2 separate regions of the Mus musculus genome follow, and region 1 is linked to region 2. Evidence: chromatin contacts called from ENCODE Hi-C data. All regions are on one chromosome and are shown on one strand. Each heading gives the region's core, a stretch centred on a gene start or an enhancer-like site at or near the end of the contact. The rest is flanking DNA. Distances are from core to core; before and after follow the strand shown. Region 1 overlaps Abca17 (ATP-binding cassette, sub-family A (ABC1), member 17). Region 2 holds the start of Tedc2 (tubulin epsilon and delta complex 2).

The links. A loop is a pair of places that touch in the nucleus more often than their neighbours do.
Region 1: a map of T-helper 17 cell shows a loop between it and region 2 (2.0-fold over the local background). The contact joins the enhancer-like site here to the promoter of Tedc2 in region 2. A Hi-C loop is called at or near these places in 1 of 37 maps with a recorded cell type or tissue (T-helper 17 cell).

Annotation. Positions count from the first base shown.
Region 1 is chr17:24,282,028-24,284,727 of GRCm38, forward strand. The region is part of intron 23 of Abca17 (ATP-binding cassette, sub-family A (ABC1), member 17); the gene reads right to left. Among named protein-coding and RNA genes, the nearest start is that of Ccnf, 32 kb to the left of the region's middle. Within about 2 kb of position 1,429, at least 1 of the 3 ENCODE cell types and tissues checked has a DNase peak (open chromatin) inside an H3K27ac peak, as active enhancers do.
Region 2 is chr17:24,219,461-24,222,186 of GRCm38, forward strand. It overlaps Tedc2 (tubulin epsilon and delta complex 2), which reads right to left and starts at 1,391. Exons shown (of 10, transcript NM_028056.2): 1 at 1,231-1,391; 2 at 1,057-1,155; 3 at 792-850; 4 at 271-673. The coding sequence starts at 1,280.

The DNA of each region.
Region 1 (2,700 bases), core at 179-2,678, 63 kb after region 2:
TTCTCAAGGCTCAAGGCTCTAAGCCAAAGAAGGGGCAGCAAGGTTGTAAGAGCTAGAGGTGGCTGGTGGATAATTTCAAAGAAACTGCATTTTCAAGACACAGCAGGGAAGAGGCTGTGATAACCTGCACAAGGTCTCCAGGAGCTCAAGCCAGACAAAAATCCAAGCACAGAGGGGAAGTGGGCACCAAGTCCCACCCCTCACCAGGAAGCCATTTGCCCTGGATAACTGTCGGCAGGAGGAAAAGGAGTTTTCTTCAGTGGAGTAACACTGTATATCAACTACACTCCAGGGCAGGTTCCATGCCAACACAAACTGGAGCCTATTCTTGCTTGTTTTTTGTTTGTTGGTTGGTTGCTTGGTTGCTTGGTTTCTTAGTTGGTTTAAGAGAAAAAGAACCTGCGCACGCCTTTAATCCCAGCACTCGGGAGGCAGAGGCAGGCGGATTTCTGAGTTCAAGGCCAGCCTGGTCTACAAAGTGAGTTCCAGGACAGCCAGAGCTACACAGAGAAACCCTGTCTCGAAAAACCAGAAAAAAAAAAAAAAAAAAAAAAGCAAAAGAGAAAAAGAACCTGAAGTTCAGTGGGTAGAAAATGGGAGTTGGGGGAGGGGAAAGAGTAAGATTAAAATAGTTTATGAAATTCTCGAGAATAAATAAAAATATTATTTAAAACAACAACAACAAGGGGATTGTTCAAATGGCTCAGGGGCTATAGCACAGGTTGTTCTTCCATAGGACCCTGGTTTGATTTCCAGCAGCCATGTGGATGCTCAAAACTGCCTGTAATTCCAGTTCCAGGGGGATCTGATGCCCTCTTCTGGATTCTGCAAGCACTGCAGGCACACAGACATACATGCAGGCAAAAACACCCATGAAATGGAAACTTGTAGTTCCTTTAGAAAGTTTTGTCAGGTGTGTTGCTCAAGCAAACACTTGAAGGAGTGTTTTCCTGAAGCGGACACCAGGAAAAAAGATGTTTTACTAAAATAGACACGTGAAGGAGCGTTTCACTAAAGCAGACCAGGGAAAAAAGATGTTTAACTAAAGCAGACTTGTAAAGAAACAGTTTGCTGAAACAGACACATGTAAAAAGATGTTTTGCTAAAGCAAGCACATAAAAGGATGTGTAATAAAAGATTCTTCACTAACGACATGAATCTATTGGCTTGCATTACATCTGTTGTTGAGCTCTATTCTCATGACTCCACAGAGAGAAATGAATCAAAAAACTTCTCAAGAGGTTCCTGTGGCTTCTTGCTGCTTCCGAGGACTCAGGCCAATTGGCAGAGTGATGTCAGCTGATACAGACTTCCATGGAATTTTGCTAAGACGGCAGGACTCATGGAGGACATGTGATGTTTGGAGGGTATAAATAGGACTCAGTGGTCGGTGACAGGGGCTTGGCTTGCACAGCAAGCTTTGCAGCACTTCTTGGTCTTGCATCGCCTTTACTGAGAGAGGTACAGCTGAGAACTTCTCCTGGTGTCCCTCGTGGTCCTGCTGACTCGTGCTGACTCGTGCTGATGCTGCTGAGGGCCATCTGTCTCTCCTAGGCTGTGCTTCTGCTGCTGATCTGTATTTGCTATCCCAACGCTGCTAAACTGGACTGCTGGTGTATCCATAAAGTATTTACGAGTAGATCCAGCCACTGCTGGGCCCTATAAACTGAACTGCTGGTTTCCTGACAACACAGGTGGGATTTGCTCCAAAAACCAATTTCTAAATAGGTCCACTTCCCCCATATCCTAGTACTCTTTCTTTTTCACTACCTCTGGTGGGTGGTGGGTGAGAAGGGAGGTTAAAGCATCTAAGAACCATCATTAAAAGTAGGTTTAAAAAAATTTAAACACCAATACACATAAAATAAAATAAATGAAAAACAAGAAGACAATAAAAGGCTTTTCTCATTCTGTATTATATAAATATATATAATTTTTTTGTCAATTTAAAATAAGAGAGCTTGAAAATGAAGCTCAGTGATAGAGCATGTTTACGTGGTTGAGGCATTAATATTAATAAGAGATATTCCTGTATTTATATGACATCTATCTAAATCACAAAATGCTTCCATGTTTGATTGTCCTTTCAACTGTCAGCCCCCTTGCAACTGAACTGGCCCCTCATGTAGAAACATTCCAGGAGACTTGCAGGTTAGTTCAGTGGCAAAGGACTCGTTTAGCATGCAGGAGACCCTAAGGGTTTCATCAAGCACCGTGACATCATATCGAACAAAATCTGATCTGTCTTAAATGCTGTAAAGATTTGTATTTAGAAATTATACAATAAAATTATGTTCATGGAGGAAACAGAAGAGAATGGTGTAGTTATCTTTTCCATTTCCTTAAACATGGCTTAGCTTTGTGCATAGTTCTTTCATATCATTTTTAGTTTATTTATTTTATGTATATGAGTACCCTGTAGCTATATAGATGGTTGTGAGACTTCATGTGGTTGTTGGGAATTGAATTTTTTTTTAGGACCTCTGCTCGATCTGGTTGGCCCGGCTCACTCCCATCAATTCCGCTTGTTCAGTCCCTGCTTGCTCTGAACCAAAGATTTATTTATTATTATACATAAGTACATTGTAGCTGTCTTCAGACACGCCAAAAGAGGGCATCAGATCTCTTTGTGGGTGATTGTGAGCCACCATGTGGTTGCTGGGATTTGAACTCAGGACCTTTGAAAGAGCAGTCAGTGCT
Region 2 (2,726 bases), core at 141-2,640:
CTCAGAACCCATTGGGGCGAACCTTCTCACCTCCTCTCCTTTAACAGCTTAATTCTGACAAGCTTTTTGAAAACGGCTTCTGGAGGAGGGTGGGTGCTCGCCCAGTCCAGAGAGCTCATGGGCTGGTTAGGCTCCAGAACGACAAACCTGATACCATCCCAACCCTGTTCTGCCCTGTTTGCTTCAGTGCATGACCCTTACGGGTCGGCACCAGGGGCTTCCTCAACCAGCTCAATGCCCTGTCAGGATACGAGCGTCTGGGAAGCTTACCCCTTCTCCTTTAATGCGAAGAGTTCTGTGGTGTGATGAGCAGATGACGGGGTCATTTGTTGGTCCCTGAGGTCTGGTCCATACCCAGTAGTTTGGTCTTGTGTTCTTACATGGGTCTTATCACCCTTTGATCGTAGTCTGTGCTCAGGGTAATCCTTGGGAGGGGCTGTGGCCCGCTGTATACCCTTGGTGGATCTTGTACCCAATACACGGCTGCCACCCCGGCTGGGAGCCCGAGGATGGGAGGCGGCAGCGGCACCAGAAGTGGCTGCCTTAGATGTCAGAGTGGGGGTTCTGTCTCTTTGTCCAGCATTGGACACGCCTTTCCTCACACGTACAGCCTTCTCCAGAGCCTGGGTCAAAAGTTCCAGCTCCTCGAGATCTTGAGAACTCGGTGCACATGCTATGAACGTCAAGAACCATGCAAGAATTCCTCCTCACTGTCCCAGGATGGATTCCCCCATGACAGCAAGCCAGAGAAAGGCCAGGGACAGCACCCATAAAAAGCAGCTAACGTTTACCTGGACTTGGGTCCTCTTCTTTGGTTTCTGGAACTGGAGATGGGGTCCTGGCTGGTTCCCTGCAAAGACAGGGCAGCCATGGTATGGTCCAAACATTCTATCCCTAAGCAGATTCCCAGCCTCAGACCCTGGATAAGGGGTAAGGATAGCAATGGCAACCGGAGTCTAAAAGCATGCATTTGTATTTGGCCTTCTAGGCCCTGGGACTCTGCATAATCCTGATGGTCCGAGGAGGGACTGGCCAGGAGGTCCTGGGTCCGCGTACCAGACCTGCAGCAGCCTCCTGGAAACGCGCAGGCTCCGCTCCAACTGCCGCTGCCGATCGGCGCAGGAGTCCAAGGCGCCCTGCAGCTCCGCTACCAGCCTGAGGACAGGTACTATGTGAGCCTCCGAACCTCGCTCCCGTCCGCCCAATTCCCTTCCGTTGCACGAGACCCACCGGTGAGCGCAGTCTGCGGGTAGTAGGTAGTTTCCTTTAACACCAAGCATTTTTGCCGCCGCCAAGGAGTCCCGCGCCTTCCGGGCAGAAGGCCGCCCACTTCCGGGTAGGCTACCCAATCTTGAGCACAGCTTGCAAGTCCAGCTCCAAAACGCGAATCCATCTCAAGCTCCACCCATCATCCCAGACTCCGCCCTAACCCCTCCCACGGGAGGACGCAAAGGCTCTGTTGGAACCTGGACAGTGCCACTGTAGATAAGATAGCTTCTGATTTGGCTAATCAGATAATGCTCTTCTGACAGGGCATCCGTGACCCTCTAAAGTTTGGTTTTTTGTCTTAACCAGGTTTTGCCGAACCTACTTTGAAAGCAGAGATAAGCGGTCTTGCTGACTCCAGGATGACTTAGCAATCAAGCATATGGCCAGAAGACAATGCTAGAACTGGGTCAAGGAACATCTTAGGAATGTCAGGCGCCAGACGTGAACAATGAAGCCCAGGGAATCTGGAGCATGTGGCACTTAGAATAGGTCTGCTAAGCTGCTCTACGTCATGGAAGGTTGTGCAAGAGACAGAGGAGTGTCAGATAGTAGATAGATAGGCGGAGGGGAGGCTGAAGCCCAGAGAATGGCCAGGAGGCCGTAGATAGGACACATGCAAACACAGCAGCTAAGGGTCAGAGCAATGGTCTTTGCCCTCAAAGATCTACCAAGCTAGGCCAGCTTGTCAATACATGGTTAATATTGACTTGTTTGGCATAGATTATCAGTACATTATGTTCTCCATCAAGTCAGTTTGTGCAATCTCATGTAGTCTCAGCTGGCCTTCAATTCACTATGTATCTGATGACCTTGAACTCATGACCTTCCTGTCTCCATTTCAATTATTTTTTACTTTTATCTTTTTTGGTTTTTCGAGACAGGGTTTCTCTGTGTAGCCCTGGATGTCCTGGAACTCACTTTGTAGACCAGGTTAGCCTCCAACTCTGAGATCCACCTGCCTCTGCCTCCCAAGTGCTGGGATTAAAGGTGTGTGCCACCACTGCCCGGCCCAATTATTTCCTAATTAAAAAACTTGTATGTCAACGTACAACTTGCATGCCTAGTGCCCAAGGAGGCCTGAAGAGGGAACTGGATCTTCTGAAATTGGAGTTATAGATGGTTGAGTGGGTTTGTGGATCTGAATTCAGGTCCTCTGGTCAAGCAGCAAATGCTACAAACCAATGAGCTGCCTCTGCAGCCTCCTTCTCCCACCTCTTAGAAGCCTGCCACTAGACACAGCTTTTCCATTTGTTTCTACGGTGAAAAATGTGCTTGGCTGCTGAAAGAAATGAGGACAGGGAACAGTGCTCAGCAGTACTGGTGATATAAATTATTAGTTCTAGAGCCCAAGAAGTAAGGTAACCCTGGTTGTTTCTGTACAAAAAGAGCAAGAAAGTTAGCCCAGTGTCAAGTGGGAAAGGGGCTGAGATCTAGGCAGTTCCACTGTCATATTTGGG